2 separate regions of the Homo sapiens genome follow, and region 1 is linked to region 2. Evidence: chromatin loops called from intact Hi-C (ENCODE). Cell type or tissue: GM12878. All regions are shown on one strand. Each heading gives the region's core, and the rest is flanking DNA. Links, peaks and the distances in the headings are about the cores only. Region 1 overlaps LOC101928438 (a long non-coding RNA gene). Region 2 overlaps LOC101928438 (a long non-coding RNA gene).

Region 1 (2,931 bases), core at 165-2,664, 130 kb after region 2:
GATGAAACACACTCACACACATATACACATACATTTACAAGTACATTTCTTCATGTACATAAAAGTTACATAAATGCAAAACCCAATGTGTATAATCATTCAACAAAGATATTCAGCAGCTCATTTAGAAAATCAATTTTTATGCATCCATTTGACAAACTGAGTCATAATTATAAGTACCACACGTTGTTCTAGGCACCTAAAGATACAAAATAAGAAGAATTGGTCATGCTCCAATCTTATTCACAATCTAAACTAAAAGATATAAAAATCATCTAGTGGAGGAATGTACAAAGTATTATGAAGGCATAGAGAAAAAATAACTAACTCTTCCTAAAGGAACTCATAGAGCTTTCTCAGAAGAAGTGACATTTGCTTTTGGTCTTGAAAGACAGATAAGGATTTGTCAGGTGAGAAGATTGGTAAATACATTCCATTCATCAATTAATCAACAAACAGGGTCTTTTAGTTTTTCCAGGATCTGTGCATGTTACTTAGAATAGAAATACATGCCAAATTGCACATTCCAGGAGATGTAGTCTAGCAGTTTGGAGGCAGGTGAGTAAGATCCCATAAAGAAACAGATTGAAGGGAATGGTAATGGATATTGCGATTCAAAGGAATACTACAGGAAGTTATCTTACAAGATGAATAATATCTTTCTAAATCACTCTCTTGGGAGTTCTATTTCCACATGGGATGTAAAAAGCTAAAAATATATCTGTCCAACGTTCACAACAATAAAGCCGGATAGACTACAAATCAGAGCTTTTCTTGAACTATTAGAGAGTTGCAATCATAGGACAAGTAACCTGAATTCTAAGGAAAGATGGGCCCTCCAAGGAGAGCCAGGACATGACCTCTGGTTCACCTGAGCCAAAGCACCAGAGAAAGAGACACTGGGTGGAATATAAGTGGGTAAGAATTCAGCAAAAAAATTTAACTAATTGCAAAAGGTCAAATGTGACCTAGCTTTTACCTCTCTCAACTCATGGCAGCTACACTGCAACCATTTGAAATAATAGGTTTGTATAGAAAGGCAGCAGCTTATTTCAGTTCAGGAATAGCTGGGTTTTCCAACCCTGTCAGCCCCTGCATTTCTAGACTCTCTCTATTCCCTCTGTTTTTGCTCTCAAACCAGCTAATTCTTGCCTGATTTCAGCTTATTCTTGGAAGATGTTGCTTAAAACAGAAAGTAAAAGCCAAAACACGCTAGCACTCTGGCTCCTTGTAACCACTTCCCCTCAAGTACTCACATAAGGATCAAATAAGTGATCTTGTGTTCATTGAACACAAGAAAAAGTCTTCAAGTGGTTAAAAAAAAATGCTTATTGTGAGACTATACTAATTCATTAACTTCTATATATCTAAGAATCCCAATCTATTCCTATTTCAAAATCATTACTAACAGAAAACAAAACAGGACTAGAAACAAAATAGAGTACAGAAATACAACCATATATAAAGCAATTCAATGACAAAAGAAAAATCTCTTCAACGACTGGGTTGGAATAACTGGATATCCAAAACAAAAAGGGAGAGAGAAAGAACCTTGACCCCTACCTCACACCACATCCAAAAAAACCCATATGAGAAGGGTTATAGAGTTAAATGTAAATATAAAATAATACAGTTACAAAGGAAAAAAAAGTGGAAGAAAATGTTTGCAACCTTGCAATGGGCAAACATTTTTCAAGAACATACAAAGCATAAACCATAAAATAAAAACACTAATAGACTGTACTACCTAAAACTGTAAAACATTTGCTCATCAAGACACCGTCAAGAAAATAAATCACAAGCCACGCACTGAGAAAAAAAATTCAGTAGATAGATAGATATGTAGATAGAGCTATATATAGTGAATATTTTAGATATAAAAATATAAAATATATATACATTATATATTTTTATAATTTATACTTTATATATAAATTATATATATTATATATTTATACTTTATATATAAATTATATATATTATATATTTATAATTTATACTTTATATATAAATTATATATAATATACTTATATATTTTATATATTATAGATAATATATTTATGTATTATATAAATATAAAATTTATATATAAAATATAAAATATATCTATATATAGTGAATATTATGTATATATATAATATATATCTCTCTGACAAATACATTGCATATAGAACATACAAAGAAATTCTATAAATCAATAATAAAAAGACAAATCATTTTTTAAAGAAGACTTGGACAGCCACAAAAGAAGATATACAAATGGCCAACAAGCACATATAAAGATACTCAACTTTATTATTTATAAGTTTCATGCAAAGTAAAACACACACATATACACACATACACACATACATGACTGAAATTTTTTAAGAAAAGATTAACAACATCAAATGTTGGAAAGAATGTGGAGCAATCCAAATTTTCATATATTGCTGCTGGGAGTATAAAATGATGCAATAACTTTGGAAAACTGTTTAGTAGTTTCTTAAAGAGTTAAACATATGTCTACCCTGTGGCCGGGCAATTCTACTCCTAGATATTTTCCCAAGAGAAACGAAAACCTATGCTTACATAAAGCCCTATATAAAAATGTTCATAGCAGCTTTATTCATAATAGCCAAAAACTAGAAAAAACCCAGATGTACGTCAACAGGCAAAAGTGTTTTTTTAAAACTGTGGCATATTCAAAGAATAGAATATTACTCAGCGATAGAAAGAAATGATCTACTGATATACACAACATGAATGAATCTCAAAAGTATGTCCGGTGAAAGAAACAAAACACATAAGAACATATACTGTATGATTGCAGTCATAAGAAATTCTAGAATAAACTAAACTAACCTATGTGATAGAAAGCAGATCAGCAGTTGATTGGGGGGTGAATTTGGAAATTGAGTGGGAAGAAGCATGAGGGAACATCATTCTGGG
Region 2 (2,931 bases), core at 258-2,757:
ACAACCTAAAATACAGCTACAGGCCCACAATACCTTGTTCATAATTTTTTTCTAAAACTCTGAAAACCAAAAGTTCTGGGAAAACTCATGTAATGACAAAGCCTCTTCATAGTCTTTGTCCCATTTACTTGACTATGATACATTTTGATGCAGAAATAGTAACGTGTTTCGTTTTGAAGGGCTTCCCAGGTCTTACTTGGTTTGTTTCAATTTATGCATCATATGCAACATATTACCTTTCTAAAATCTAAAAAATTCTGAATTCCAAAACACATCTATCTGCAAGAATTTTGGTTAGACTCACATTGTCATCCCAATTTTATAATTGGGGTCCTTTGGTTCAGAAAAACTAAGCAATTTACTCAAGATCATGGAGCTTTTTGGTTCATGGATTGAACCAAAGTTCTCTGATGCAAAATCTTTTTTCTTCTACTATACCAGCACTTCAATTAATCTGCAATTGAGCATTGAGATAATTGTCTGTCTTATGAACATAAAAGGGCTAACGTTGGTCAGAGACTGTGCAGATTTAGTCATTGCAGTGGAGGCTGAGGAAGAACAAATTGCACAGGGCCTGGGGATGGGGGTGGGGTAGGGAGGTCTCATGTGGAGAAACCTCTGCTACCTGAAGGAAATGATTTCTAAAACTTAATCTCATTCTCCAGTGCTAAAGTGCGGTACATGAAGTAGGAGCTGACCAATGATCATTCTGTAGACATCTTGTGAATAAATTAGACGTAGATGCGACCTAAGATAGTACTATAATGCCACATCTATTTTTTCTAATCATGGGTTTTTTATTTGAAGTTGAGTGTTACCAGATCTCTTTTGTGGGGAGAGAGTAAGAGACTAAATTATAAGGTTGGCACTTGTATCAGTCAGGAAAATATAGGTTATGCTGTAGTAACAAATAACCCACAAAGCTCTGTGGCTTAAAACAGTAAAGATTTATTTCTTTTTTATGTAACATCCCTATCACAAGAAATTAGGGGAGGCTCCACTCATTGTAGCCACTCTGGGACTTGGGATGACAATGCAGCCACAATCTCACATATGGTTAGCTACACAACAGAAGGAAAGAGAATCAATAGCTTGCCCTGGCTCATTAAGGATCTGCCTGAGAGTGATACATTGTCACTTCCACTCAGTACAGTTCATTAGTCAAAATGAGTAATTGAGCCACACCTAACAGCAAGTGGGCAGGAAATACAAAATTCATGAATACTGAGATTTTCAATAAATTGGTCTGTCCAATAAATATTTCCTTGAGTGTCTGCTAGTGCCCAGCCCTGTTCTATGCACTAGAGATTAAAAATTGTGTTAAATGCCATGAAGAGAAAGAAAGCAGGATAAGGGGAATTGAGTGACAGGGCTGGGGAGGGAGAGGAGAAAACAAGGCCAGGGAAGAATTCTCTAAAGCAGAGACCCAGAAGAAAACAGAAGGAAGAGGCTGGGTAAGGGAGATTCTGCCTTTAAGGCAGAAACAAGACATCATGAACCCAAATCTCAGGAAAATCCAGAATGATTCTCAAAATAGAGACAGAGAGGTGAAACATCAACCAGTATGTACTGGTGGGGCTGAAACAGCCCAGCTCCTTTTCTTCCAGCCTTGTAAGACACGTCCCACTTCCTTCTTTTTCTGACTAAAACAACACATGTGACAGAACACTTCCTTTTTCCCCATGGTTAAGCAGCATGCAAAGGAGCTTTACTTCAGGAGAGAATGGCAATGGGCAATTGTTTGGTAAACAAATGATCCCCCATTTATTGAGCAAAATCTGTATTTCAGGTGTCTTAGTTGTTTTACATACTTTATTTCATTGAGTAGGGTTGTTGTAAAAAGGATAAATTATATAGGATTATTATTACCATTTTATAGATGAAAATATATGAAGAGAGGTAACTAACTTTCTGGGGTGGGGGTGAAACAGATATTTCATGGAAAAGGTAGACTCTGGCTCCCAAGCCTGTGCTCTCAATTACTATGAAACATAGCAAACTGTAGCCTTTTTGAAAGAAAAATTTGAGAAAATCCACATGTTCACCTGAATTGTTTCATAATTTAAAGATAGAATTGCCGCTATCACAGGAAGAAGGAACATTATCTAGACCTCTTTGCTAGATTATTCCTTTTCTGGAATAATAATAATTATTACTATAATTAATAATTATTATTTAGTATTATTCCTCTCCTGGAATAATAATCAGATTGAATTTATTTGCTTCCCATATTAATTATTTTTATTAATATATTTTCCTAGTATTAATTATTACTTAATAAATGTAAATTTTTGAGAGTGAGAATGTTTCAAAATGTGGGATCAATGGTAAAAATCAGATTGAATTTATTTGCTTCCCACCGCTAGAAAGTAAGCTCCACGAGTGTCCACTTTTTTCTCACTTTTATTCTCATGCCTTCCACCATAGAAAAGCACTTTACATACAATTAGTAATTATAAATGAATGGTTAGAATGAATGAATGAATGAATGAGTGAATGAGTGAATGAATGAATAGGATAATTCAGGAAAAGTTCTCTTACTTGAGCAGGAGATCTTAATCTGGGGTACATTAATGGACTTGGGGGTCTCTTTCAATGCCTTGAAATTACATGCAGTTTTGTGGGGAGAAGAGTGTGTTTGTGCATGTCATCAGATTTTCAAAGAAGGCAATAATCCACAAGAGTTAAAACCACTCTGTGTGGCATATTCATACAATGGAATATTATTCAGCTCTAAAAAGAAATAAAGTTCTATACATGCTACAACATGGATGAAGGTTGGAAACATTATGCTAAGGGAAAGAAGTCAGACACAAAAGACCCACATTCTGTATGATTCCACTAATATGAAATGCTCAGAAAAGGAAAATCCATAGACACACAAAGTCAACTGGCGGTTTGCCAGAGGCTAGAGGGGGAGTAGAGGGTAGA

What was found. Peaks named below come from ENCODE experiments on the same cell type or tissue, not always from the same donor. Only the 100,000 strongest peaks of a DNase experiment are listed, where the experiment ranks them.
Region 1: it touches region 2 in a loop (2.2-fold over the local background); 1 of 110 quality-filtered maps calls a loop at or near these places.

Annotation. Positions count from the first base shown.
Region 1 is chr9:99,719,653-99,722,583 of GRCh38, forward strand. All of the region lies in intron 2 of LOC101928438 (a long non-coding RNA gene), which reads right to left. All of the region lies in intron 2 of LOC124902234 (a long non-coding RNA gene), which reads left to right. Among named protein-coding and RNA genes, the nearest start is that of NR4A3, 100 kb to the right of the region's middle. In GM12878, for the core only: no CTCF peak of the experiment used is centred there; a DNase peak (open chromatin) is centred at 1,179; H3K4me3 peaks cover 577 bases; H3K27ac peaks cover 1,077 bases.
Region 2 is chr9:99,589,440-99,592,370 of GRCh38, forward strand. The region is part of intron 4 of LOC101928438 (a long non-coding RNA gene); the gene reads right to left. Among named protein-coding and RNA genes, the nearest start is that of NAMA, 220 kb to the left of the region's middle. In GM12878, for the core only: no CTCF peak of the experiment used is centred there; a DNase peak (open chromatin) is centred at 1,668.